Regions from separate parts of the Mus musculus genome. Here all the other regions are linked to region 4. Evidence: chromatin loops called from intact Hi-C (ENCODE). Cell type or tissue: left cerebral cortex. All regions are shown on one strand.

Region 1 (5,000 bases), 150 kb before region 4:
GTAGAGGAAAGAGATGCAATGGTAGGGAACAGACACCTTTGTTCTTCTAGGAAGAACACTGGAATCTATCTTCATGCAAATCCTGCAACACATCATCACAACCCAGCAGTTCACTGTGGGACCACTACCACCCTCACCCCAACAAAACTTATCCTTCCTGTCCACACCCCCAGCAACAACCATAAAAAGGTAGTCTTAGAAACTCAAGAGATGAGCACAGATACTGAATGCCTTCCTGGAGTTATTTTATTTTACTATTGCTTGATTTTATAGGAGTAGAATATGCAGCAAGAAAGCTGTTGGGTTTCTGAACATCAGGCAACATTCTCTGTCTGCATTTTCTACAAAGTTTCCTAATAAAACAAAGGTTGTAAATAGTTTTCTTGTGAATGTAGTGAGAAGACTGAATAATACTACATTGAAACTGAAAATGGGTCAAAAGAAACATGAAATATAATGGGTGAAAGATGCAGAGGAAAGAGATACAGTAAAAGCCTAAGACTATAAAAGGATCAGTATATCAAAAGGAATTATAAATCATCTAACGAGGATAACAAAAATCTTCAGGACATCGGTCAGTATCCAGGGTTGAAGATATAGTTAGAATGGTCATTGAAATTTGCCTGGGTAATAACTGAAAATAAGACTTACAGCAGGGATCAGGGTAAGAAATAATGGTAGCTCACAAAGAAAACTCTACATGAAAAATTTAAGCAGTAAATTGCATTTGATGCAAGCAGCTTCCATCTTATGTCTTGAGAACAAAGTGACAGTTTTCTCATACAAGACCAAGTAGTCAATAAGACATTTTCTATTTATTTCCTGAAATCTAAATGCTAACATTAAATTTAATCCTAAGCTATGCAATGTTTCAGGTCTTTCCCTTATTATTCTCTTCAGGTTTCTTCTGAAAGTACTGTTTTAGATATATTTAGTTAAATCGGTAAAAAGGAGCTACCTTCCAAATGAACAAAATTCCAGACTCATCTCTCTGAAAGTAGGGTTCTTTGTATACAAGAATTAAATAGCCAAAGGTTCACTCTTTCAGAGGCATGCGTCCTTTGCGTCTCCCGAGGGGTGAGAAACAGTTCAAGTTTCCCAATTTGTAGTTATTCTTCTTCAGTGAGACTGGGCTGACCAGCACCCTGCTCCCCTTCCAGCAACTACAGTTCCATATTCCTGATAGTTTTGTTCTTTCTTGGCCCATTCTCCATTATCTTCATTATGTGTGTCATGTCTGGCAGCAAATAATCTTCTAAATGGCTTGCTTCCTCAACAATGCTCCACGGAACGTGCACTCTGCTTTATCACCTACCTGGGCATCTATCTATAAATCCATCTAGCTATCCATTGTGCTTTTGTTACAGACACAGATCCCCAAAATATAATACAACTATTGACTTGCTATCTTTTGGAAGCTACAGCGGCCTTCTGTCTGAGTCTTCTTTTCTGGTTCCAACAGAAATCCCTGCAGAGCCACTGGGCAGAAGGGAGGTGTCTCCTTCTGCTTCCCTTCCTGGGTGTCTGCCCAAAAATCATGGCCAGTTTTAGCAAATAAACCAAGGGCTTAAAACAAGAAGTCTTATATTTCTGTTCCAACATGACTGAATGTTACATGGTATAAAAAAAAAAAAGTGAAAAAATAGTGATTGTGATAACTTCACCACCACCACCACCACCACCACCACCACCACGCCCCAGCCCCCCTCCCCCCCCCCCTCCCCGATTGCTGCAGTTTGCTGGAAAATGGACAGCAAAGGCAGAGAACATTTTGTTTTGGTAGAAAATGTTTGTGTTTAGTTTAGTGCACACTTTCCAGTCTGTAGAAGTGCAGTTGTCAATTTGTGGAATTAGGGGAAAAATAACTCCATAAAATTACTTTCTTATCTATCAATTGAAAAGTATGCTATATGCATTTTTAAGGACTAATTTCAAGGCAATTTCATTTTATCTTCTATTTTCTTCAATGTTGCGATGAAAGTAAACTTCTAGTCAAGCTTAATTAAGTCTTTACAATTTTTAAATCCACCGCAACCCATTGAGAGATAGCAGTTTATTTGTGATTGACTTAAGAGTTTTCTATGCCAGGATGTTACAGCAACGTGACACTTCTGAGAGGTGTCATTTGACTTCCTCTCTCCTTGCCAGACGTTCTAAATTCTAAAGACTAGCTGCACCTAAAAGACTCAGATGTTAACTGTTTAATAATCTTTCTCAGATTTGCAAATCTCAGAACATTTGGTGACCCGCAGATCTCATCAGAATGCACAACACCTTGCTTTCCCTTGCCCCATGTATCACCTCAGCTGCTGCAAGGCTTATCAGAAAAGTAATGAGCGGATAAGGACTTACAGGAACAAACTCTAGGAGGTCAAGGTTGATGGTGATGCTCTAGCAAAAGAAAAGGATGATGAAAATGACAAAGGTATATAGTCTTTCTACACATTGTCCCCTAAGCCCCCCTTCTTTCCAATAAAGCACACTTTTAAGTTCTTATGTGTTTTCCCCAAATGATCATTTGTAGGGAGAGATTGCCTTCTCTCTTCTTGGGGTGTTAGCCTTTGAATAAGTATATTTTCTCTCCCACCAGTTCTCTTCTCTGGAGTACTGGCATTCAGGCAGTGAGCAGATGGAGTTGGGTCCAGTAACAGCAAGACACTGTCTGTATTTGTAGAGCAATCCAACATCAAGCAATGTCTGCTCTTATATATAGATATCTTGTAGTTTCTTCAAAACTTTTGCAGGGAAAAAAAAAAAAAAGAGGGGTATTGAACACGAGAAGAATGGAGCCAAAACCTTATTTTTAGAGTGTAAGAGACAAGTTGAAGCTGTGCCATGGAAATAACTCAGAGCGGTCCTGCTCAGTAGCAGACTGCAATGATGCCTTTTGTCTTCAGCATCAAGAGATCCCACCCACTCAGCATCCCCAGGAGATGACCACCCATATGCTCCTGAATTGAGCACCAGGAGGAATAGCAGCACAGCAGCCCCCAAAGCAAAGCATCAGCTGAGAGTGGAGGAGTATTTCTCTGACATATAAAAAAAGGTTACTGATGTATAATCTGTGACAGGTAGAGCCCACAGGAGACAGCAGGCCACCTACTGGAAATGGGATCAACAGAGAAAAATTCTCAACAAACTTTCTAAAAACACTGTCAACAGACTCTGCAGAAACACAAACGACTGTGGTCATTGTTTCAAAGCCCTGTGTTTGAAGAATCCACACTGGCAAGGAGCTGCTGTAAACTCAAAAATAGTTCACAAGAATTTGAAACTCACTCACTATATAATTGATAAATAATGACAGTTTACCTGTCGTACCTATAGTGGGTTGGCTATTTAGTGTACATGATTGTTTTGAGTATGAATTTGATTTTGAGTTACTACAGAATTTCCGGCCCTCCAGGACTCAAAACTATGTGACTCCCTTACCAGATCAGAGATGGGACCAGCCTAACAGCTGAGATTTAGTGAAGCACACACTCTGCCCAAAATGGTGGCTAGATGTGCTTGAATTGTGGAGAGTTAGAAGTAACCAAGAGGTTAGGAGAGAAATAAATGATCTGTGGAAAGCCCCATCAAGCTCACAGAGACTGCTCCATTAGTATACCTCAGGGAACCCAACCCAGTAGGGAAAACCAAGATCTTGCTGCATCTGCAGCCACCAGTCAAGAAAGCACAGAGCATGACAGACCAGGAAAATGACCCACTTCTTGCCGACTCAGACGGAAAGGCTTCACTTAGGCCTAGGGAAAGTGTCTCTAATAAGGTCATCCGTTAACTGTGTCGCCTGAATCTCTCTCAGCCATTCCTCATCCCTTCCCTTCCCACCTCCAACCCTGAAGCTAGCCATTAAGGCAGCAGGGACTGAAGAAAATAGAGCTGTTGGTCTCAGTAAATATTACTGAGCTCTAGAAGGAAACGTAGCGCCATTATTTAGGCTCCTGTGTTCAAGGCACTTTCTGACCACATCCATTTAGCAGAGAGGTGAGGAAAGCAAGCAGGCTGGCTGTGCTAAAGCACCAGCCCTCTCTCTCCCCTGCTTTGACAAAATCACCATGGATGGCGAGGGGGGGGGGGGAAGAAGGTGGATACTTTTTCACTAGCGTTTTGAACCTGGAGCACAGAGGACACAAGAAAGCATTAACTGCATGGAGGTCACCGAGGGTTCTGTTCTGATGGGTCATTTCAAAGTCCACGATAGAGCCAGCATTGTTTACCACGTAATTTTGTCTTTGATAATCAAAAGATAAAAGGACAGCTCTCCTCTATAGAGATAATATGTTTACTTTGGGGAAAAAAAATGACAATTCTTATCAGGGTATCTGAATGTAACCTAGAAAAAAAGCAAATAACTTAATATATTTTAATAACTGTATAGGATCAATTATTTAGAGCATTAATGTTCACTAAAATGCTGAAAATTTACTGAGCATATTTTTTGAATAGTTGAAAATTCAACATTTTTTATAGCTGGAATTGGGCAAAAGAAAAAAAAACTTGATATAACATATAACTAGGATCATGTCAGTATAAATGCATATTAAAACAAAACAACAAAACATCACCTACATGAATGAGACCTGAAGTAAAGTTTTTCTAAGGTTGAAGGCTGAGTCATCAAATTACTTATAAGTTGCAGCTGAAAAGATGACCCTCTGACAACCAGACTTTTTTCTAATGATAAGATACTGAACTTGAGAGAGATTAGTCCATATTGTGCATCTCAAATTCAAAAGACCAACAAACAAAGGAAGCAGAGTAAAACCAATATAAAGACTTAGCAAACACTTATGATGTGCTGAAGGAAGCTGGGAAGGACACTAGGAATTTATGCTAGTAGCATTTTAAATGTGTTTTTATCCCTGAAGTGGGTATATTTTCTGTTAATTTCCAAGACAACTTCTCAAACAGTTCCTTGAGGAAGCTGTTCATTCATTAGGGAATGCCCCAAGAGCTATACATCGCATTGGGTTAGTTGGTGGATATGTAACTGGGCT
Region 2 (5,000 bases), 220 kb before region 4:
TTATTAATTAAATCGACCAACGTTTTTTTTTGATAGCCGTATTCTCTACAAGGTCTTGAAAAGTCCCATCACTGATCATGACAGAGCTTGAGTGAGACATTTGGACCTCTGATCCTTCTAGTCTAAAGCAGATGCTACAAGATGTGAGTTCATCGTGCCTGCATACTGATTTTTCTAAAGTTAGGCCCCAGTTTCGACTGAAGGTCACTGCCTCATTAAATTAGTGCACAATGATGACATTGTATTTTTAAAAAGAAGCAGTAGTCAATCAATATGTGGACCAGGGTCAGCCTAGGATTCATGTGATTATTTAAAGGCCATAGAAATAACAGAAAGCCCATGGCCTCTCAGATAGATAATACATGCACAGAAAAGCAAATGCGACATCACACAGAACCACTTGGAAGTTAGCATTTAGAGACTAACAGGTTCGGTGCTCTGAGAGACAGGAGTAACCTATAGGGGGATTCATTGTAGAATGAAGAAGTCAGAAATGGCTTCATAGGAAAAATGAATCAAACAGGGCTGGCAGGGAAAAGGACAGAGTAAAAGACAAAATCATTTTCTTTTAAAATATATAGTCTTTATATAATTTGGTTACTGGTCATAGAGGTGGAAACTACTATATTCAGATAGATACTTATATCATTTCTCCAGCACTCTTGTGTCTTAACAATATCTTTAAAACTGGTTCTATGGATATATTTGGTGTTCTATGGATTTTACATCCTAGAAAGCCTGCCTTTTTAAACTGCAAGGTTCAGATACCCCTCTGTTACATTTTCAACCGTTAAAATTTTCCAACAACTGATGGGATGGGAGCTATTTCATGTTTCACAGTTCAAAGTTAGGGATCAGGTCTTGGTACGTGAACTGAGCAAATCTGGAGAAACATACAAAGAAGTAACAATTTTCAGTCTGGATTTTGATTGTAGTAGAAGAGAGGCGGGGGAGCTTCAAACGATCTCTGAAAAGCTAAAATTAGTATTTCACATTCCACGGCTAGTCCATATTTGGGGGGCCATTTCACTAGCATCACCGGGTAGCAGTTTTCCAAGAAGCCAGTAGTGAGTGTGACCATATGACGCTTCCTTCTCCTTCTGTTCTAAATCCCACAGACTGCAAAATTAGATTCCCTAGATTTAACGACGACGTTGGCATTCTTTTAGTAAAGCCATCTGTACAGCAGTCTCCCCTTATCTGCGATTTTACTTCCTTTAGTTTCCATTTCAAGTGGTCAACCATAGTATATCCAGGTCACAAAGATCCCTCCCTCAATAATCATCTAGGAGTCCCCACATTTATCAGGCTGACTGGTGCAGAATTGTGATGTAACCCTTAAGTAGTAAGTAGTCCAATGCTGCATCACAGTGACTGCGTTCTACACCCCACACTGTCTCATGGAGGCACTGTATCATCTCCTAACATCACAGTGTGAGACATTTTGAGATAGTAACATTCAGCTATCTCTTATTACATTATGTCATTAAATTCTGATGTTTTTCTTATGTTGTTATATGCATGGATAGGAGGAAACACAGTAGTAAAACTAGCCTTTGGTAAACAGGAGGATTCAAGCACCCACGATGATACCCTCTCTGGGTAAGGAGACCATGTTGTTCTTGTACTAGGGCAATTTGAGTAATTCCTCTCACCTAACATATATAGACACAAATCATCACATGTTCCATACCCTCTCCAGACGAAGGGTTTACAGCATCAGTCTAGCTTTATAGAGCTACCAACGTGGTTTGCAAAGATCTTAGTTTGTCTGTACAGCACCTGCCATTTTCAAGCCAGGAAAATCAATCCTAGTTTCTGCTGGTTCAGCCTCAGAAGAGGAGAGTTTGGGAAACATTTCTTCTTCTTCTTCTTCTCTTCTTTAAGTAGTAGAGTAGATTTGCTGCCAGAGGCAAGGAATGGCTTCGTATCAGATGAGCATTGGTCTTAAACAATTGGGTTAAATGAACCTCACTGGGTTTTGATGGATGTCTAATATGCTTGTGAATGGTTGCTGAACTCAAAACTAGAGAGAATTCCCTCTCAACTGGACTGTCCTTAGCTACTTTAGTGAGAAATTAGCAAGCAAAGGAAACTGTTAAACTGCCCCCAACATGTCTACCTAATTTTGTGCTGTACGCTCATGGACTGATAAGCTTTGTAGCACAGATGATGCTAAAGTACCCAGTCGATTCTTTCTCCTTGTTACCTTTAATCATTTCTTTGAAACTTATAGCAAAGGTAGCTGCCGTTAACAAACATCTCAGAACTTGTAGTGAACTGTGAAGCCATATTTTAATTAAGAAATGATGGACAAGATTATACTTATCATATAAGAAAAGGCAGTCCTGAAGTAATGAAGCAGTGTGGAGAAAAATGAGCCAGAATAGGAGTGACAGTAAATTACCAGGTGCAGGTGACTAACAGATATCCTGTGACCTCTATGAATTCCACATTGCAGAACAATGTTAACGGATGCATGATTTATGTGCTCCTGCCCTCCTCGCTCCAGAAGGCAGAACACAGTGTTCTGTGAACAGCAAAAAATACTCCCACTGACTGGCTCACACACTCTCCCCTGAAAGGACTGGGCTTACAATCTGGCGCAGGCAAGGAAGTGCTGACTGGCCTTTGGCACCTGCACAACTCTTGGCTCACACACTGGGCCTGGCTGTTAGAAACAAACATAATAGCAGACACCTTGGAGCTGCCCCTCCAAGATATACTGCTTCAGCGCAAGCACTCTGTCTAACCATAGTTCAGTTCTTTCCTGTAGTGGATGTTGAATAGAAGCTTTTCTGGTGCCTTTATAAGTCTGTTCAAAGATTCTAAGGATTGGAGAATACAGACTCATTCATTTTTCATTTTAGCTTCTCTTGGGATATGAATGTTAGGAGCAAGAAGAAAGAATGAAAGAACATACAGAGAGAATAATTCATGAAGTGACCAAATGCTACCTATAAGATAAGAAGGAAGAACTTGGCAAAACAGAACTATGTGGAAGGTTGAGGGGGCCAGTCTGGGACGTGGGCAGCAGCCTGGGACAGTTCTTCATTCCTTCATTTGTTTACCTCCTATTTATTTACTTAAATAAGAAATGTTGCTCTGACCATTGGAAAAAAAGTTGGCACTTCAATTCAGTCATAAAGAAAGCACCACACTTGACTGCATTAGAATCCTTTTGTGAGGTCTAACTAGAAGAGAAAGAAATCTTCTCAGACACGATAACTGAGCTTAAAATCAAGGACTCTCCAAGTCATAAAATTTAGCATTTCTTTCTCCTTTGAGTTGTAGTTGTCTGACATTTAACAGAAATACAAGGACCTGATCTCACAATATTGATATTGCAAAAGTTCTGTTTTTGGTTATTCATCTCCCACCCCCACCCCACCCCCACAGAACTTTGTCATTATTTTCAATTCTGAAGTGCAATGGTCATTTTGAAATAATAATTCATAATTTTATTTTAATTTGGAGGTAAATAAAAGGTAGAATGTTGTAACTACAATATACATTGAGGAAACTTGAAGACCGCATAAAAATGACAATAATGATTCTGAGAAGCCCAGGGGCTGGGAAAATTATGTTATAATCCACCACCAAACTGGGTTGCAAACAAATAATTTTAAAAATAGACTAATATGTTGGCACAACAGATATTCTGAAATACAATTTGTGGCATGTCTTTGTACTATGCAGAACGATTGAATGACACTCAAATAGGCCAGCTTTCAAATTCTTGGACTTTTTGCTGAATTGTGTCCATATTACACATGAAGCTTGTGTCCATCAACAGAGGAATAGATAATGAAAATGTGGTGCACATATACATTGACATTTATTCAGCTATAAGGAAACATAAAACTATGAAATCTGTAGTAATGTGAGTGGATCTGGAAAGAATTACACAGGGATAGCTCAAACTCAGAAAGACAAATCCTGTTATTTTTTGTCTCACATGCAAATCCTAGATATACCTCCAAGGAGACCATGAAGGTAGGAAGAAGGTTTAGAGGAAGGGGAGTAAAGAGGATAGATAGAGAAATGCAAGATGTGAAAGGAAAACAGGCATTATCAGGGATAGAAAGCTGCAAGACTGGGGGGTGGGGGGACGACTGGGGAGAAGCACAGGGGAGGGTGTGAGAGGAGATCAACACAAACAGCACAAACACACCATAATAAAACTTATTGCCTTAAATATTAGTAGAACCAAGCAACTAAAATAAAATAAATCATACCAACACAGAAAAGAATAACTGGAAGGAGAAGAGACGTAAAGGGACGGATGGAAGGGATGAGGAGAGCAAGGAAGGGGGAGAGAGTGAGGAACCTGCCTCTCAATGAGATCAGCACCAAATACATTATGAGAAAAGAAGATGTCTATAAGATACATTCCACATGCCACTTGACTCTTGAATTTTGTGGTATTTCATGAAGTTACTAACATAATTACTGTAAATAGATCAAAGCAAGACCTTATATAGCTACACTGTACAAAAATAAAAATAAAAACCAAAAAACAGTTTCCCAGCAGGGTCTCTCTGACTTCTGTATCCTATTGTTAGAGTGTGACTTAAATAAAGACTGGAGGGTGAGTTTTGTCTGGGTATCTTAACCTACATAGGAGACTGGACTAACAGGAGTCTTACCTTCAGATTCTAGATCTCTCTCTCTTTGTTTTGTTTTGTTTTTGTTTTTGTTTTTGGGTTTTTTTTTTTGAGACAGGGTTTCTCTGTATAGCCCTGGCTGTCCTGGAACTCACTTTGTAGACCAGGCTGGCCTCGAACTCAGAAATCTGCCTGCCTCTGCCTCCCAAGTGCTGGGATTAAAGGCGTGCGCCACCACTGCTCGCCCTAGATCTCATTTCTAAACTCCACTCTTCCATACAGGTCTTGTTCACACACGTGAAAACTTCTAGAATGTGCTCAGTCAGGGTTGTTGTGACTTGTTTTACTAAAACAGGTAGTGAGTCTGCACACTGCAGGCATGTCCTTACTTTA
Region 3 (5,000 bases), 410 kb before region 4:
AGTCTTGTGTTTTTCTCAATTCCAGCAGCTCCAGATGGACCGAGAACCAAGCCTGGTTGCTGTCCAGAATATTCTTTATTTTCAGCCCATGTCTCTTTCTTTACAACCCATGGAGAAAGGGCAAGCCACCCCATCTGTCCAGTACTCTATTTCCTCTTACTGAGGCCTCAGGAAGAGGCTACAATTCTCTGGAAAATATCAGGCTTGAGAGATGTGGCTGCTGAGAGCAGTTGGCTTTCATGAGTCAAACTTCCCCGTACTGGTCACACTTGCAGCTATAGATAGTTCCTAAGTTTAGAAGTCTTCCCATAGCTTGCATGATAAGAGAATGAACAACTTATAGCATCTTCGTCTCCAAACAGAGTCAGGGCTACTTATAACTACCATGCTTTCCTAGCTTTTTGCTAGTGCTTTCTTCTGTTAATTATATACCCATCACTTTGTCTTCATAGTGAAATACCCCAAGTGGCTCAACTTCAAACTAGACTTTTAGCTGTTTGCCCTAATGATTAGAGGCTGACAGAAAATAATAGCAGCCTTTTCCCTTGTCATGAAAACTAAATGTATGCTCAGAGTAGCCAAAGCTTAGGCTTCAAAGAAAATCTCCTCCGACATATTTAATATATATACAGTATTATCAAAGAAATGTTACAGAATGCAATACTCAGACAGCCCTTCTATACTTTTACATGAGGTTGTATACCATGAGGCTCTGCCTTATGCTGGCCCCTCTGACAGCTTTCAGAGTCAGAGCAGGTTTCAGCTATAAGCCAGCTGGTGCCATCCATTTAAGAGAAAACAGCTATCTAAATGAGCAAGATTCTAATCAGTAAATCTAATTACAAAGTAGAGTAAATTATTATAAATGTTGCTTAAAGTGTCTTAAAGCATTGTAAAAAAGAAAAATTGTCAACCAAACAGGAATATGCTGTGCTGATGACATTATTTGAGATCAGGACATTCACATTTGTAAATGTCATGTTTTATGGCTATTCCTGACACGTGGATCCAGCATTCACACATTTAAAACTTTTATATCCTCTGTCCTTCATCCAACTAGATATTAAAGTGGCTCAAAATATATCATAGTTCATAGATCCTCATGGGGCTCAGAGGAGCAGTTCACTTGCACTAAAGTCACAAGAACTTTAAAGAGCACCACTGATGTGCTAAGGGGGTGAGAGAAGGAACAGGGGTAAGAGAACAGAGATGCCACATTTCCCATGGATCCATATATTTTCCAAATAGACTTCTATCTTCTCTCATTTAACACCCTCTATTAAAATGTTTCAAATGTCTCACATTGTCCAAAGCAATGCATAAGGAAAGATAAACACATTAACATTTTATCTTTGGCTCCCAAGCTAGCTGTCTGCTTGGACATTTCTTACATTGGTCTTGTTTGTTCTCTGTGAATTATGGACCCTGTCCTTTGGTCCATCTGCTTCCTGGAAGGATTAATGTGTGGGCTGCTAACTTTGACGGCACTTTCAAATTGCTATTCTCAATTTATCATCTAATAATATGTGCCTGGGGGCTGAAGTAAAGCCTCTTGTCCCTTGCGGATATCCATACAATTTTCTATATTTTCTAGTCTCTTGGCGGGAGCTTTAGGTCACAAACTTGGGTTCTGGCCAGTACAGTGTTGGGGAAAGTGAGGCAAGTGACTATGAAAAGTGAATGCACTACTGTAGCTCTGTCCTTGCTTGTCATCCAGTTGTGATATGTGCATGTTCCAGGTGGCAGAGCTGCTACCCCATCAAGTGTTGACTGGCCTGGCCTGGCCTGGACTTCACAAGCCATGAAAACTCAATGGTATCTACAATGGCAGCTGCCAGTAATGACTCTGACAGAAATGTCATTAAAAAGGAAACTGTACAACTTTTATGTAAGAGCACATTTGCCTGAAAATTGGAGACTGGAGTTGATGTTTTCTAAATCTCCCTATGTTCTAAGATAATGACCATTGTATGAAATCTGTCTTCATTCACTGGAGACATTGATGGGCACGTTGCTAATGAAAATACAACTCACCTTCTAGTCTCTTTATCCATTTTTATGTTATGATGTATTGTAGTTCCCAGGCAATGTTTAGCATCATGTATAAGAGACATATGCATTTATCCTCTGCTCTAAGGACTGAAGATACAATTCAAAAGACCTTGCTGCCTTGGCCTAATTCAGTATGTCACTTTTGTCTTTGCTATTTGTCACACGTTTCTCTCCTACACAACTGTCCTGACTATCTGTATTTTTCTTTTTCAGGACCTTGAAGGACACATTTTCAGATCCTTGATCATGTCAGACAAGTACCCTAGAAATTTGACATCCTCACATTTGAGTTTAATAATTGTGGTGTATGATATGAATGCAAGTTCTCTTTAAAAATCCAGGCCAAGACAGTATAAAATATTATTTGAATAAGAAAGATAGCATTTCTCATCAAGGGAGTCACAACCTATATTTGCACCTATGGAGATTATGAAACTGCCTGAGATATTCCTAGAAACTGCCTGAGGGAACACTTTACTGAGCATGTTTTTTTCTTTTCTCCAGTAGTCTAACCAAGCTCCTCTTCAACTTAGCTGGTAAACACTGCAGCTGCAGGGGGGTGGGGGAGGGAGAGTCGCACGTTATATTTTTGGCTTTCCTTGGCTTCTTTTGTACCTGCAGGATTTTATTCCTCTCTCTGTGTCCCCACTAAGAGAGAACAGAGCCTCAGGAATTATTTAAAGAAAGTATGTTATGTAACCAATGCAGAGCCTCAGGCCCTCTGCACTGATCTTCCCTCTGAAGAGTCAAAATTTACCAGAACAAATAAGGTTTCTACATGGTTTGTATATATTTATCTTTCCCATAGTGAAACAGTTCTACCTGGAGCATTTTGCAGTTCTTCTTACCACATAATCATTTCTTCATTTAAAACAGGAAACAGAATATATTTAAAAGGAAGTTCACAGAATATATTTCTGTATTTCTAGAATGGGAGTTATTTTTTAAGACCAACTAGGGAACCTTTCTGGATAATAGGAGGGGACAGACTGATAATTTGTGGCTCGGAATAGAAATTAAGACTTGACCCACATAAGCACACAGCATTATCTATGGGAGACTCTATTTACCAAGAATGAGACAAGAGAAGACCTAGATTCTGAGCCTCTAATTCCTCTGACTTAGTAGGGCTGCTTTTGTTGAAAACCCTTTTCAAACTCCAGGATATTTGTCTTTTAGAAGAATATGAATAGCAGATGGTAATACTTTAGAATCTAGGATAAATCATTTAGAGAAAGTATAATGGTTGTATGTGTGTAATAACAAATTTCTGTTTATAGTTACTTATTAAGTTAGCATACAGAGCAGTGGGTTCTATTACCATACTTTTTTTTTTATACATGTGTGCCAGGATATTTTGCTTTTTATCTTTACTTTCTTCCATCTCCTAACCCATTGACTCCTGAGCCCTACTTCTGCCTCACTGTTGCTGGTCCCCTTTATCCCTCCAAACAGTTCTGGTCTCAGGTCACATGTATTCTGTTACTCTTTTTCATATCCTCCTTTAAGAGAGCAAAATCCAGTTCACAGTGATTGGAACCACGCCCCAGCAGAAAGTCCTAAGTTTATAAGAGGAGAAAATGGAATGGAGCAGAAAAGGAAATGAATAAACAAACAGATACATAGATAAATGGATAGATAGGTGAATGGAAAGATAGACAGACAGACAGACAAACAGACAGGGCAATTTAGGGAAGGAAAGAGCTTTATTTCAGCTTACACTTAGAGGTCACAGTTCACCATTGCTGGAAAGTTAAAGAGGGGCTTTAGGGAGTCGTTTCATAGTCACATTCAAGAGCCGAGAGAAATGAGTGGATAACTGGCCATTTGGTTGCTCGATTGCTTGTGCCCAGTGTGATTTCTCCATTCCTATATAGTTCTGGACCCACAGTCCAGGAAATAGCACTACACAAAGTGGGCTGGGCACTTAATTAAGACACCTCCGTTAGACATGCCCACAGATGACCTCTATGTTGACAGTCACTCATTAGGCCTCTCTCAGAGATGATTCTATGTTGTATGGCATTTACAAAGCTCACCAGCAAAACACACTCACACACATACACACACAGGAGTGGGGGGGGGGAAGAGTGCATGAGAAAAAATACTTTGTATTTGTTTTGCTGAGTCTGACTTATTTTTCTTAAAATAAAGATTTCTATTTACACCATTTTCCCACAAAAGCCATAATTGTCTTGTTATAAATTTTTATTATGGATGAATAATGGGGAGATTTATATGTGCACCATTGTAGGAGGAATGGAAGGCCTAGATGCCAGGGCAGTGGTTGCTTCTACATAAATGTCAGTTAACTGCCAATAGGGCCTTGCAACTGCAAAGGCAACTTCTACATAAGGGCCAAACTGAAGCCTGATTGAGAGCCCAGAGATTGGTGACCCAGAAAATGACAGCTAATCAGAAATTGCTACTTGGAGGACACACTTTTATGGGACCAATGGGACACAGGTAGAGGGTATAAAAAAATACTCTTTGAGAGTTAACAAAGGAGCTTGCTGCCACATTCTCACCAGTTCTGGGTGTCTGAGCCATCCATGACTTCTCAACCAATGCCCCCTCTGAGCAGGAGGAAGACTTAGGCAACACACCACATATATCATGGATTAGTATATATGTGTGTGTGTGTGTGTATGTGTATATATATATATACACATACACACCTAATTTTCTTTATCCATTGATCTGTGGATGGGTAGCTAGGCTAGTACATTTTCTTGCTTTTATGAAAAGTAATAAACATGGCTATTCAAGTATGGCTCCAGTGTGCTGATTTAGTCCCTTGGGTATATATCTTGAGTGGAATAGCTGTGCAATATGTTAGTTCTGTCTCATAGTTTGGGAGAACCACCACCATACTGATTTCCACAGTGGTTGCAGCAGTTTCTGCTAATGCTTGAAGTGTGCAAAGGTTCCACTTTCTTTAAATGGAA
Region 4 (5,000 bases):
CCACCATAGTCACTCAAGGGAGAGTTTCAATGCCAGGCAGCTCCCTCAGCCCTGAGGCTGGAGACGGGATCAGCTGAAGACATCTCTTCTCTCCCGAATATCCTCCCTCTCTCAACACTCACAGAGTACAAGAGACAGTGTTATAAAGTCTACAAAACAAATTATAGTCAGCTTTACACAACTGACATTGCAAGACTCATTTCCCCAATCAAGAGACAGCAAATCCTTCCAGGTTCGAGGTTGTATGTGAAAGAGGCAGGGGGTAGGAACAGATATGTAGTTTCCAGGTTTGAGCAAGCAAATCACCCTCAGACCCCAAGAATAAGCAATTACCCTTGGTTTCCTTTTGACTTCTTGGTACCAGCAGAGCTTTGGAATTTCACCTGTTTCCTCTGTGATAGCAAGGAAATTTGACAAGGGCAGCTGTACCTTGTATCTTAGTAAATGTGATAAAACATCCTGGCCAAACACAGCATGGTGAGGACGGACAGCTTTGCTGGCTTACCCTTCTACATCACAGTCTACCATCAAAGAAGCCAGACAGGAACTCAAGGCAAGAATCTGGAGGCAGGAATAAAAGCCCCTTGTGGCTTGATCAGCCTGTTTTCTTAAACAACCCAGGACCATCTTGCCCAGGTGTTTCTCCTGCCAGTAGTATGGAACCTCCCGCCCCCAATAATTAAAACAGAAAATGCCCCATAGACTTGCCTACAGGACACATTTATGGAACCGTTTTCTCAGTTAAGACTCTCTCTTCCCCAGCATAGCTAAGATTGAGTGAAGCTGAGGAAGCCAACCAGGCCACATGGTTAGCTACAGACACGTGCAACCAAAAAAATCATAGCAAGAGGAATAAGCTGTGAAACCCCAACAGAACTCAAGCCCTAAGGAGTCACTCACAGATGGTATTTGCCTTGTCCCCCAGAATATTTAAAGGATTTTTGGACAGTATTTTATTAGTTTAGAGGTAGATGACTTCCTACAGATTATGGGAGAAAATACTTTAAAGTATTGGAATCTGAATTGTCCCAAGTCAAGGTTTATAAAGTCAATGACTTTTATTTTCACTGTGAGTTCATTTCACCTAAATCAAGATGGGCTTTGTCAGTGGTGATGAGCAGTCTTAGAAAGCAGGAATGAGCCATGGCTGGCTCGGGACACGGCTGTTGAAATTTTGAGCTCATTTTATCAGTGAAGAGATGGCTAGATAAAGTGGTTAGTTGAGTCATAAGTGCTGTAATAGGCAGTGTGAATGGAGCAAATGAGTTTAGCATGCTAAAGGGGGTGGTGTCAAGATTGGCAACGTCTTCCCATACATTGCCAACAGGCTTGACCATCCTTGCCAAGGATCTTGTTGCTGTTAGACATGGATGATTTGCTTGCACAATGACTTAGATATAGAATATGTTCTTTTGTTGTAAGGTGTTCCTCTACTATCAGAAAGAAAAAAAAATAAAGAGATGGTGGACATAGACCTTACAAAATGTCTTAATTCTATTGACCATGCCAGGAAAGTGATATTGTCCACTGGGGACACAGTGTATTCCTAGATGCCACGGCAAGAAGGACTAGACCCATAAAGATCAATGCAATGCCTCAGTGGACAGGATCTTGTGTGAGAAAGGAACAGAATTATTTATTTATTTATTTATTTATTTATTAAAATTACAATACTAGTAATTTTTTGTGACAGAGGTCAACACATGACTTTTACCTAATTTCTGTACCAACAAATTCTTGCTACTTAGCATGAGTGACATCCTAGGAGTTGTTTAGAGCAAACATGATGCTTGCAACCCCATGCACAAAGTAATTCACAGAAGTAGCATCAGAAATGTAGCATTTGTAGTTAACCAATCACATTTTGGTTTTGTCTCTGTAGTCATACTAAGGAAAACATATATTACATAGTCAAGATTATAATCACAATCAAAATGGAAAGAGTGAAACTAATTAAGAAGAGAAAAAGCACAAGTACATATTTGCATAGAAAAAATTCTGAAAAGCAATTAAGATATATATATATATATATATATATATATATATATATATATATATATATATATCTTTATTAAGCTTAGCCTGGTTCTTGGGGAAACTTTAGTTTTACTTAATTGACTTGCTGTGAGGACATAAGGTAAAACACAATCTTTAAAGGAAGACCATAGTTTAGGGGATCTTTAATGAAGAATGTTCAGCAATTCAGTCCAATTCAAGAAGAATTTTAGCCATGAAGCTTATTAGATAAGTTGATAATACAATGGCATTTACATTCAGAGAGAACTTCAGGAACTTCTTTCTCCCAACACTTGGCCCCAAAGGAGAGTTTATGATTGTTAAGTATAAGAATGGAGGAATGGCTGACTTTCCTACCCCACACATAATGTAAACATTAGTGTTCATAGAGTAATGCATCCATCAACTTCTCCTGGCCTGGTTCAGTCTAGACTCTCAGAACATCCCCTCTTCTTGCCCTCAGTGAGTTCTGGTTTTCACTCTCTTATAATCCCCTACTTTCTGTTACACCAATAGAGTATAAAACTGGATCCTGTATTTCATCCTCATGGCCATTCTCCACCTAACTACCTTACTATCAACTCCTCTACTACTTTCCTTCCTTAGAAATGTCAAGAGAGAAACAGATAGGTGACTTTCTGAAAGGCATACAGGCTATTTTCCCAGAATCACTCTATACACGCTTGTGAGCAGCTTGGCATAAATGAACATACTTGTGAGGCGAGCATGGCTGTTAGCCATGTGAAACAGCCATCATCACCCAAGGAAGATGATCTTAACTACTACTTTAAAATAACATACTGCCTTTCCAAAAGAGGCTTTAGGAGGTTCTGGCACTCTCCAGAGACAAATGCTGCAAGAAAAACAAAAACTGGCTCACATCTGAGTACCCTAAGAAGCATGAAGCATTTATTCCTCTGTTTAGCTTTGTAAGGTAACAGGCTCACAGGAAATCCAAATGCAGCCTGAAATGTACAACTAATTATTTGGCTACATTGCTTGAATTTTATGCTAAACCTGTCTATAGCATTATTAATGAACCATTCTAAATTTCCACAGTGGTAAGGTTTTAATCATAATAATATCGTGTCTACCCTCTACTTTCATAAGTAGAATTAGCATTTCCATATGAGCTAGAAATGCAAAATTGTTAAAACTTCTCCTCAGGATCCATGCCATCATTTGCTCATTGATTTCATTATAAGCTAGCAGTGTTCAGGTGCTTTGGCTTATGCTCATGCGTATGGCATTATCTTGTGACTTGTCATTGGAATTTGGTATCTTTAAATTTAACTTTATTCATATGTACTGTCCTGTGTCAAAAAACAAAAACAAAAACAAAAACAAAACAAAACAAAACAAAACAAAACAAAAACCCAAACTATTCGTCCTCAATTCAGTTAATGTCCAGGTTCTCCTCATAGTCCCCCAGTGATGTAAAACCCCTGACTCAAATTCTACACCTCGCAAATCAGTCTAAGGTTTGCTTTCAGTGCATGCCACGGTTCATTGTTATCAAATCAGTCCTCAGCCTTTAACAATGTGGGTTTTGCTCACTTGTTCTATTTTTACAGGCATCAGTGCTTGGATATGTCCCAGTTTCACAAGGTCTTGGAAATTGTTCAGCTTCTTGTATCCCCACATTTTACCTTTACTCTTGGATAAGCATCAGCACACCTGCACTCGCTGTCACTGGCACACTGGTGCCCCAGTACCCTTAAAAAATCTTTTTATTTCAAAGAATTGTACACACTGGCCTTCGATTCACCTTTTTTCCCCCCTAGATTTTAAGCTCTGCCACCAAGGGCACCATCCACAAAGAGGTGACCATGTAGAATAATGTAAGACCTGATTTGCTTCTGCTTGTTCAGGATAACTTTCATATAATGGGAAGGACATTGGAGCATCTGTGAAGACAGAGGGAACAACACCTCCAAAGAACAAGGTGTTAATGCAGGAACTCAGGAAACTCTATTCCTCTATCCGAGGCTGCTGTAGTGAACTGAGTTCCCATACTCAGAATATAGGTCAAGGAGGAATAAGGAAGAGTAGCAGCAGAGTATTCCAAAATGAAGCATAAGCTTATGACTCATTCAGTCACTCAGCATATTTTCATTGAGATGGTAGTGACTTGGGGAAACCAAGGCTCTGATCTCATAGAATTTGCATCCTAGACCCCAAAATAGATACCAAACAGGTAAATATATTTATACTTTTTGCAAAATGAAACCAATGGGAAAAAGTAGGGTGGCAGAGTGTAAATGTGCTACAGATATGGTGAAGGAAACATTCATAAACAAAGACAGCTTGAAGAGAACTCCTAAAGCATGAGACAGTAGACATGAGAATGTCGACAAGGTCTTTCAGGTTTAAAAAAATGGCATGGTAAAGGCACTAAAACAATAATATGGACATGATATACATTTAGCAGAAAGGACAGCAGAAACCCTATGGAACAGTCTATATGTATGTTGCAGTGCAGAGTAGGAAAGAAATGAATGAAATAAAAAATTACGGAGCTATCATAATGAGACCATCCCAAGATTAACAAGTTACATTTTATTCTAGTGGTGTTAATGAATAAAAGTTTGCAACAAATGATTTAAATAATTCGATTGACATTTTATGAAAAGGTTTTTCTTTCTTTTATTTATTTATTTATTTATTTAATGTTCTTTTTTAAATTATTACATATTTTCCTCAATTACATTTAGAATGCTATCCCAAAAGTCCCCCATACCCTCCCCCCCACCCACTTCCCTACCCACCCATTCCCATTTTTTGGCCCTGGCATTCCCCTGTACTGGGGCATAAAAAGTTTGCGTGTCCAATGGGCCTCTCTTTCCAGTGATGGCTGACTAGGCCATCTTTTGATACATATAAGAATACAACATGGACAATGCATTGTCTAAAAACTACACTGCGAATGAAGAATCGAACAGAAGGATGTGCTGACCAGCACAGACTTTGGAAGAACACTGAGG
Region 5 (5,000 bases), 310 kb before region 4:
AACCTCATACTTCATGTTAAAGATGATCAAGCTTGCATTATCCTAGATGAGAATGCCCTTATAAAATGACAGTGGAAACCCACAAAAGCAGGGGTCTACATTTTTTGCCTGACTATAAACAAATTCTCCCAGCCCTTTTCAAGCAAGGATCTTAAAGGAACCAAGATAAAACTAGGAAAATATTCTCAAAGCAAGAACATTGGAAAACAGAGTCTGACCATTCTAATAAAGGAGTTGGCTGCAGAGAGCAGTTCCTTGCACAGGAATTACCCAGGGATCTTGTTAAAAAGCAGATTCACTGCAGTAGTTCAGTAGTAGGTCCTGAGATGCCATAACTTTAACAAGCCTTCAAGTGATGACAAGGACCACACTTTGAGTAGCAAAAGTGTAGAGGATCAGCAGGGCTGAAAAATAATTATTAAGTCAGGCAGGTTAAAGATTTCATGGCTTTCATTACTCAGCACTCGCCGATCTCCTCCTGTACCATCCATGAATGTAAATACAAACACAGGCATCCTCCTGGTTGCTCTTAGTCACATGTGGATTGGTTGTTGCTATAGCATTAAGCATCAATCTTCCATTTCAAACAATATTAGGGAAATCATAATGCATTGCTTTATAAATAGGAAAAAGTCAATATTTATAAGTAGAAAAAAGTCAGTCGGCCTTTACTATTTTCTCTAAATGGATGGTGCAGGGACCTCTCAGCAGGCAGAGTACCATTCACCTCCAGGCGTGTTCTCTCAGCGATGTCATTGCTGTTCAGCTCTTGCTGGGATTTTAGAGCCTACAATCAAGAGTATCATCCCAATTCTTAATAGATGGAGTGGTGAGCCAAGTTTGCTCATGAAAGGAAAGCAAAGCACTCTGAGGAAACATATTTGATTTATAAGAAATCCATAGGCTTGTATCATTTAATTTATTTAATTTCATGCATTGCCACAGTAATTTTCTGGATTAATGATAAGTTTAAATGCTGAAGTTTTACTTATTTCGATTTCCCCTTGTTCCTCCTCCCTCTCTTCCTTTTGAACCTCTATATAGTCTTTCATTTAGGCTTGAGTTAAAATGGAGGAATTCTGAGGCAGATGGTAGCCAGGGTGATTTATTCATGTTATTGCTGAGTCCTTTTCTACGAGTATGCTGGAGACTGAACTGATTCCTATGACAGTAATCCAGATGTATCAGAACTAGAAAAGCATATTAAACATCATATACAACATGTATATACTATACATATTATTAGGAGACTATTTAAAGTGCTGGGTAGCAATGAGTCTGTTATACTCCACTGAACTTGGATGATGGCAATGGCTTCCTTATGTGTTCCAGACTTGAGGGGGTAAAGGTTTTCTCATTTTTATTTTGTTTGATTTTCTTTTTAGTTTAAATTACTTTTAGCTAGTAAATTTTCACAAAGGGCTGCAATTATGTACTATAACAGGCAAAATCCCTAATATTAATTAATGGTTTTGAACAGATGACTGTTCACCTTCAAACTTACATGATCAGAAACATATAAAACCACAAAATATCCAAGCTGGTATCAGACATAAATATTTACCAATTTCTTAGAAGACCGAGGGTTCTGAAGCCAACACAGGTGCAATGTTCATTTCAGAAAACCAACAACAGTGACTGTAAGTATCATAGCCAAGTCTTCTGGCATAAAGACCAAGTTCGGTCTCCATACTCTCAAGTGTATCTCTTTACCCTCGAAGGAGATAGGATGCTGAAATGTTTGAATTTGCTATATTGTCAATGATCAAATCAGCTATCTGGTTGCCAAACAGATGCTGCAGGATTTAAATATACAACTGTGTTGCTGAAGTGATTCATTACCACTACTGCACAGGCCTCTGTGCTCTTCGCAAAAGATATTCAAATCAATAAATTGCAATGCATATGGTACCTATATTTAGACCTATAATGCTTCTCATGGTTCCTATCTTGGAGAATGGAAAAAGATAGAGGAAGAGACAAAAAAAGTGCTTTCTGTCCCTTAGTTCGGCCTTATCTGACTCATTAGACTATGGATAGGGTCACATCATTTCTACAGAGGGTTTCTAGGGGATACAACATCTTGCCTGTGGGGTTTTTTTTTCAAAGACTCTTTTTTCTTTCACAGTGGAAAAGGGCATTGTAGCATCAGAGAGATGCTTTAATCAGTCTAAAACATTACCAAGTTCTTGCTGGATACAAATGCATGTGAAAGAATACTGGAGGAAGGCAGACAATGGATCTGGGAACATCAGGTTGGAATATCTCAGAATGAGAATTGATCTTAAGTCACAGAATCTTAAGATCTCATGGGATGGCAGAAAGGGCTTGTGTGTTTCTCCTTCTTAACTATTCGTGTTAAATAAACATGTGCTGTTTAATCTCTTAGATTAAACACCTGACATGGACTTCAATCAACATGAGAAAAAGCCAAGTGCTATAACTCTAACCCACCACCAGGTGACAGTATTTCTAAAATTACTCTGGCTCTCCAGGACTGACTTGTTTTTGTATTTGGGACCACATTTTCCCAGAGAGGTGAAAGGACAACCAAATGATTACTGTTAAACAGTAAATCAAACGGCTAGCTCGATTTCTTCTCATGATTACAATTATCCCAAAGTGATGAGATCACATGGCAGAGTATCAGCGGAGGAAAGTTAATCACGTTCCGAATTAGCAAGAATTATTATCCAGACAGCCATAGGAAAGTGACTAAACAGTTTGTTACAAACCCTTCTGAAATTCTGGATCAGCTATGTGAAGTCGGAGCGAGGTGGAAACGCAATAACTATTGTTATAAGATCACAACAAGAATCCGCACTGAGGTTTGGGTGAAATCATAGTAAAATGAATACTGATGATAAAAGTATTTGAGACTCAGTTGCTGAAGAGATTGCACATGTGATCAAGCAAAACTATAGAAGGGAAAGTGTTAAAGTGTTAGCAAATTCTGGTTATTTTAAAAAGAGAATTGGAAGCAAAGGAGAGGCTAAAGAAAACGTGATCAGTTCTTTTCTCCATAGGTGTGGACTTTGATGGGTAAACAGCAGTTACCAGGGCTTCAATGAAGCTGTCATAAGATGGCTTAAGTTCTATTCATTTCCACTCAAAGTATCTCATCTGTATTGACTGTCAAGGTGACAGAGATTTTTATCATATTATATGAAAAGCTATTTAGAGTCAGTGACAGAGCTGAAATTCAGATCTCTTGATTACAATCAGAGCTATTCCCATCACACACAATTCTACTATGTTCTATTACCTGTTTTGGGACAGATGAAAGAGAAATGCTTCAGAAAGGATGAGGAGAAAGATGACAACACACACACACACACACACACACGGGCGGGGGTGGTGGTGGTGGTGGAGGAATGTGAACATTAGTAAATAAAGATGACAGTGTAATCAAAGTCAGAACAAGAAGCAACATAATCTCAGTTTTCAATTTCACTTTTCTTCCCCTCCCCCATTTCTTTCACACTATGGCTTCTCAGATTCCAGGTGGAGGAAAGAAGAGTCCCGATGCCACTGAATGACTGCAGCAGCTCAACCATTGCACTTGTGAGTCCTCCTACAATCACGGAGGTCAGCCCAGGTTATATGAGATGCTCAAGACTTGCATCATTGCACTTCTGTCTGGTTCTCCTGGACACAGTGTCTGAGACACTAGATTCTACTGTAAGAGATCTGGAGTTGTAATAGCCTTTCTGAGTTGTACCGACTGTAGGTAAGGGGTGCTTTTAATGGCTGATTTGGATTTTGAGAATTTAAATAATCAGAGCATGGATACTGATAATTTTAAGAGTCCTTTCATCCATTCCAAGAATTTAAACACTGCTGATCTTAGCATGAAGCTAAAGGTTTACTTTATGGGTATTTATATAAATCATAATTCTCATGCAATGAATAAATACCACCCTAGGAATGTTCTACTTTGGCAGACCCAGAAGTTAGATATAGGCTTTAAGTTAAAAAAAAATTGTTCTGCCTTTGTTATGATGACCATGTCCTCTTTGTTTCAGCCTAAATGACATCAGTTTGTGCTTTGTACCTCTAACAACATAAAGGTCATGTTATTCAACAAAAATTTATTCAATGTCCTGGCAGATTCAATTGCTAGACTTCCTGCCTATCATAGCTATTAGTTATTCCCCTCAATATGTATTCATTCTGACAAAGGCCATGTTAAGCAGTCATACAGTAGGGAAAAAAAAAAAAAAACAACCCAACATCAGGGTCTGTTAAATGGAATCCAATTTAAGTGTTCTTTTACTAAGAACTACAACATCACAATGAGTAGTCCATAATTTCAGGAATGTGTCCTCCATACAACCATTCATATATTATCAATAGAGAGGAGTTTCTGATGAGGAAACCTTTCATATAGCTCAAAGTTCAGCATTATATAATTATAGTATAGAAGGTTCATTATTGCTTGTACAGCGTAGATGGCATTTACGCACAGAGGGCATGCTTATGCACCAAGTGTTCTTTGTTTCTTCTTCATTATCTGTGAACTTTGAGCAGGAATGAGTTTTAACACACACACACACTAACACACACATGATATATAATTATAATCTATATGCTAGTATAATTAATATAATATAATATAATATATTCTCTGCGTGTATAGCTCAGAAATAATTCTTTATTTTGTCTAAAATCAATCTTTTTCTTGCTGTCAGTTTTCAAGTGGAGGAAATAAACTTATTTTATGCTCTTACAGTTCTAGCTTTCCACTCTGTTTTAATGATTGCTCTTATTTTACTTTTCAGGGTTATCTTTCTTTTCTTTTCTTGTTCTTATCTTCTTTATTTGATCAACAACCTGCTTAGGTTTTTCTATTTTATTAGCTTTTGCAAAGAACTGTCTCTGAACTTTGCTGATCTTGTCTGCAACATTCTCTCTCATTTTATGAAGTTGATGAATTAACATGGTTTCCATTCACGACTTTCAGAATTTAATATGTAGCTCATCAATTTTCACCCTTGCTT
Region 6 (5,000 bases), 200 kb before region 4:
GAGGTAGGGAACAACTGGAGGAGGAGAGAAAGGGAAAACCATAGTCAAGATCTATTATGTGAGGAAAAAAATACATTTTTTTAATAAAATGAAAACCAGGAAAAAATACAGTAGATTATTCTACTTGGCTTCCTCTTCACGTCTTTCATATTTTCACCCATCGCTAATTAAATAGGAACACTGTGAACATTCTATCATTGCTATTTTACCTTAAAAGACTTAAAAGACAGATTTAATCCGACAAATTTTGTTGGGAGACCTGGAGTTATGCAATTTGGGTGTGGGAGTTGTATTCTTAGCACTTTCTCCTTTGCCATAGTGAGAACAGCCCAAATATACACATTCAAAATTGATCACCATGACCGTGACCGAGCACCGGGAGGCAGTGATGTACGGAATGCCCTCCCCACCATTTGTTATTTACACATTTGCTATTCTAACTACTCTCTACTAGAAAATAAACTCCAAGAAAAGAAGGACTCAGGCTCATTTTCTGCTAACAGACGCTGAGTATTTAATTAATAATTTTGGATAAATGAATAGACAGTGACCCCCTTACTGCCTTCGATATTAAATGCACTAGGTTGACTTTTGCTGACTGCCTTATATTATGAATCTATATCTCTCCTTAAGCTAAGGCTCTATATCTTTTGCTTGAGACTCTTAGCATGCACTTCATGGATTATTCTGAATGTTCTGAATCTCCAGCCCCTTTCCTGATAGAGAAAAACACTTTTCATAACATCATCACAACTATTAGTCAGGGTGAGATGCCGAAGAAGAAATCAACCCTTGCTTTGCCTTTATCCTTATCATTTATTCTCCAGAACACAGAAGAAATGAAATTTTTGTATTAAGAGGTACAGTAGGCAGAGCCTCACAATTGCCTGGCAAATACAGAAGTGGATGCTCACAGTCATCTATTGAATGGAACACAGGGCCCCCCAATGAAGGAGCTAGAGAAAGTACCCAAGGAGCTAAAGGGATCTGCAACCCTATAGGAGGAACAGCAATAGGAACTAACCAGTATCCCCTGAGTTCATGTCTCTAGTTGCATATGTAGCAGAGGATGGCCTAGTAGGCCATCAATGGAAGGAGAGGCCCTTGGAATTGTGAAGATTATATGCCCCAGTACAGGAGAATGCCAGGGCCAGGAAGTGGGAGTGGGTAGGTAGGGGAGCAGGGCAGGGGGAGGGTATAGGGGACTTTTGGGATAGCATTTGAAATGTAAATGAAGAAAATATCTAATAAAAAAAAAAGAGGTGCAGTTGGTGCTAATGTGGCTATAGCTGGCCGGGTATCTTCATACATATAAAACAAAGCATAGGGTCATACTCTTTTGTTTTATCCATTAACATCTCCATTGTTTTCTTGTTACCCAATAGGTGAAATCAAAATGCCTCAATAATACAGAGCCTCTCAAAATGGCATCCCTAATTTTCTTTTAGCTTTAATTTCTTCCCTTTTCTTTTATATTCGTTATTCAGGTCAGATGAAAGTTTTCACATTTGTCCTAACATACCAGAACTTTCCATAAAATTGATTCTTAGTGTGTATCGCTCCATCTGTAAAAGAAATGTTTTCCTTTACATCACTGGAGAAACTATCAAGATTCTTCTTAAGCCAAGTCTGATGGGCTCATTTGTGACACCTTTCCTATATCTCCTTAATGAAATTGATTCTGTCTCCTCTGTTTGATTATAATGCTAGCATATCACATTTCTTATAAGTGTAAGTTCTGTGCCTCCCCCTGGACTATCAACTCCCTTAGGAAAGGGAAGATGCCCTATCTATCAATGCTTCTCTGTAGCCTAATGGCTCCATGAAGAAGAATTTGTTGAATGAATGAAAAAATGGATTAGTTAAGTCAAACACGCTTGAGAGGCTGTAGCTATTTCCCCATTTATAGTCCCACTTTCTCAAAGGAAATCAAAATTGTGAGTATTGATTTTAAGGAAAGAGAGACTGGAGAAAAGGTTGAAAATAGAATGTACTTCAAAAATGATATGCATAGGGACTCCTCTGCCCTTTTCATTACACACCTCCTGTCTCCAACCTATCATTCTTTCAGTGGGGGTGGGGATAGGATAGCATGAAAGTGGGCCAAATGTAGGCAGCCTTGCACTGTGGCTTCACAGGTCCTCATGGAAAAAGCAAATCAAAGAATATTAGAAGTAGAAAGAAATGTCAGCACTAATCTACACCAAACTGTTCACTTGCCTATTAGGAAAGCCATACATTAAATAAGCTTGGCTTGCCTGCAACCACACAGTTAATAAGTAGCCGAATCTTAATTCAAGTTTTCTAAATAAATACAGGCCAATGCTCCTTTAGCACACCATAGTTCTCTTTGACATTTTTGTTATTTCCCAGACTTAAAAGACATTCTTATTCTTTCTAGCATGGTTTTTCTTTCTACGTTCTTTTTTCGAATAGTCTATACATGCTTAAATGCAATTGTCTGATATATAACCAACTGAGAACATTTATGGGAAGGCAGAGGGATGTCAGTTGATATTAAAAATAGAGTCTGCATCTATAAAATTTTGCCAGATTTAAAATATGAGGAGCACAATAGTATTGCCTGTACCTAACGGGAGCCTACAACACCTAAATGCATGTAATTTAAAACCTCTATACCTTCCTTGCAGAACAATCTTATTTTCATTGTTATGTTTTAATGTGAATGACTATAGCAGGCAAATGCCAGTATTCACAGCCCTAGTCCTAGTTTGTCTGAGAAAATTATGCCAAGCGTGCAGTGCCATCTGGTCCTGTAGCGATGCCATCCTTTCATTTCTCAGCTCCGTGATAAACAACCCGACTGCACGTCATTCTCTGAGCTTCACAAGCACCTCAGGGCAAGAGAGGAGGGGATGTGTCCCCCCTCCCATGCCACATCTAAAATGATGCATATGGCTGGGCGGGCATGAGCAAGGCAGTTCTTGAACATTTGGACCAGTGATGAATGGGAATGCAGCTCTAAGCACTCAAAACCACCACAGGACAGAAATATTTTCTCATAATTTGCAGAGATCCTGGTAGGAGTGATTGTGGAGGAGAGAATACATGAGGCAGAGATGGGGTGATGAGTCTCATCTTTCCTGATCCTGGTCATCTGCCTGTTAGCAAATGCTCAAAGGTTGGGCACATGGTTAGAAAATCAAGTGGTAGAGTTACAGAGAACGGTATGGTGTTAATAATTTATGCAGGGCTTACGGCCCATTTTCCGTGGGACATAAAAGTAAGGTCATGAAACTCTGATATTGATGAGAACATAAGGAAGTTGAGAGAAGACTATGTCTGGGAGTAACTATTGCCTAATGTTTAAGAAGCTTCTGTTTATGTCCCCTCTTTGCATTGAACTTGCTGCTTTTCAAACTGCCTGCTGCTTTTTCAGTGTTTATCTGATATATAATGGCTAAGGCTTTTAATAAATTAATTGTTATATAGCATCCATTTCATTACCCGAGACACTAATAAATAGGTTATTTATTAATATATATAACCAATTATCACATATACAATTATATATTACATAATAAGTTATAATGATATATAAAAAAGAAATATCAAAAATGTTAATATATCAAGAAACAAGTTGCTGATATGACAGTGGAAATGTTACAGATGGGATAATTAAAGATACATTAAGGTGTTTAGAGATATTTTGAGAAAATTGTAGAAGCAAAGTAGATCATGGGCTAGAACTGAAATTATTTGAATATTAGGAAAAGCTTTGTTCACTTTCTGGAAAAAAAAAAGAGTTTCTATGTGCAGAAACAAAAGGGAAATAGCAGGGCAAAAATTGGCTTGGGAATGAGAGACCCTCCTCCGTTTTTACTAATAAAATTCAAACTCTTGAAAGAACATGAAAATTTTATAATTAAACCCAAATTATAGTTTTAAAAAACTGCTATAGGGATGTTTTTGAGTTCATTGATTCACATAAGCATGTTGAGTGGGACATAATCCATCTCCTGGGTTGTAATGGAACATTCTCAGATCCTGGTGGCCTACTGTAGAATGTGCATTTGAGCCCACATGGGCCACCAGAAACATCTCAGGAGAATAAGAGATACTAGTCACCTTGAAGGCTTGTGTAATAGCTATTCCTGGTTGTCAACTTGACTACATCCAGAATGAACTACAATCCAGAATCGGGGGGGGGGGGCACTTCTGTGATCCAGATCTTGAGGCTGAAAGACATAAGTTTCTGACCTGCGGCAAAGTAGTACATGCTTTTAATTCCAAGAGACTGAGGCAAGGAGATCTCTGAATTCAAGGTTAGTCTTCTGGGTACTCTATACCTAGCAGATTTCACTCAATAAAGCAATCAGTAATTGATGCTTTTGGATTGTCTTTAATGAGTGTTGTGGACAGGTATAATGCTACAACATGGGCATATTGCTAATTTTATAGACAACACCAGTATCATCAGACCTTCAATGGCATTTACCACTAGAATGATTATTTATAACAATAATATATGAGTGTGGCTGTGTGTGTGTGTATAACTAAATTCTCTCAGGATGCTAAGACTAGGCATTCCTATGAATGCCAACTTATAAACAAGGCACCTGTCATCCAGAGAGATAAGAGACCTGCCCAAGGTCACTTAGCAGTTTAGTGGCAGTGTACTGAAAACACCTAGATGGCCTGATATCATGTCTTTTGTTGCTGAAGAGTGCTGAGCTGTATAATATAGGATGCGATTCAATAATGTGAATAACAGGCTGCTAGGCAACAAACCCATGTGGTAAACTCTTTCAAGGTCACCTCTGGGCAGCCTGAGATGCCATGTCCAATCCAGGGTTCCAATCATTTTATGTCCTTTTTTGTATGCACTAAAAAGAAGAACTTTAACACTGCCTATGCATTTTGTTACTCTTTTCTTTTCAGACATTTGTACCCTGTGTCCTGATTGACATTGGCTTTCAATTCATCCCTCTATGTAAATTACCTAAGATACCATTATCTTTGTGTAGAAATTAAGTATA

What was found. Peaks named below come from ENCODE experiments on the same cell type or tissue, not always from the same donor. Only the 100,000 strongest peaks of a DNase experiment are listed, where the experiment ranks them.
Region 1: it touches region 4 in a loop (2.3-fold over the local background); 2 of 42 quality-filtered maps call a loop at or near these places.
Region 2: a loop joins it to region 4, with 2.5 times the contacts of the local background. A loop is called at or near these places in 3 of 42 quality-filtered maps.
Region 3: it touches region 4 in a loop (2.0-fold over the local background); 2 of 42 quality-filtered maps call a loop at or near these places.
Region 5: a loop joins it to region 4, with 4 times the contacts of the local background. A loop is called at or near these places in 12 of 42 quality-filtered maps.
Region 6: a loop joins it to region 4, with 2.5 times the contacts of the local background. A loop is called at or near these places in 3 of 42 quality-filtered maps.

Annotation. Positions count from the first base shown.
Region 1 is chr16:41,672,458-41,677,457 of GRCm38, reverse strand. The region is part of intron 1 of Lsamp (limbic system-associated membrane protein); the gene reads right to left. Among named protein-coding and RNA genes, the nearest start is that of Lsamp, 140 kb to the right of the region's middle. In left cerebral cortex, a CTCF peak has its summit at 3,094; DNase peaks (open chromatin) are centred at 1,501, 2,662 and 2,893; H3K27ac peaks cover 315 bases.
Region 2 is chr16:41,742,823-41,747,822 of GRCm38, reverse strand. All of the region lies in intron 1 of Lsamp (limbic system-associated membrane protein), which reads right to left. Among named protein-coding and RNA genes, the nearest start is that of Gm46551, 110 kb to the left of the region's middle. In left cerebral cortex, no CTCF peak of the experiment used is centred here; DNase peaks (open chromatin) are centred at 1,083, 1,601 and 2,602; H3K27ac peaks cover 2,039 bases.
Region 3 is chr16:41,933,510-41,938,509 of GRCm38, reverse strand. All of the region lies in intron 2 of Lsamp (limbic system-associated membrane protein), which reads right to left. Among named protein-coding and RNA genes, the nearest start is that of Gm52229, 28 kb to the left of the region's middle. In left cerebral cortex, no CTCF peak of the experiment used is centred here; DNase peaks (open chromatin) are centred at 125 and 2,640; H3K27ac peaks cover 3,945 bases.
Region 4 is chr16:41,526,902-41,531,901 of GRCm38, reverse strand. It overlaps a transcript of Lsamp not described here. Among named protein-coding and RNA genes, the nearest start is that of Lsamp, 3.4 kb to the left of the region's middle. In left cerebral cortex, no CTCF peak of the experiment used is centred here; a DNase peak (open chromatin) is centred at 2,763.
Region 5 is chr16:41,833,429-41,838,428 of GRCm38, reverse strand. All of the region lies in intron 1 of Lsamp (limbic system-associated membrane protein), which reads right to left. Gm46551 (a long non-coding RNA gene) reads left to right here. Exons shown (of 2, transcript XR_001781926.2): 1 at 1-2,460; 2 at 3,498-5,000. Among named protein-coding and RNA genes, the nearest start is that of Gm46551, 15 kb to the left of the region's middle. In left cerebral cortex, a CTCF peak has its summit at 2,450 (motif pointing right); DNase peaks (open chromatin) are centred at 1,960 and 2,479; H3K27ac peaks cover 519 bases.
Region 6 is chr16:41,727,226-41,732,225 of GRCm38, reverse strand. The region is part of intron 1 of Lsamp (limbic system-associated membrane protein); the gene reads right to left. Among named protein-coding and RNA genes, the nearest start is that of Gm46551, 120 kb to the left of the region's middle. In left cerebral cortex, no CTCF peak of the experiment used is centred here; DNase peaks (open chromatin) are centred at 361 and 2,804; H3K4me3 peaks cover 344 bases; H3K27ac peaks cover 512 bases.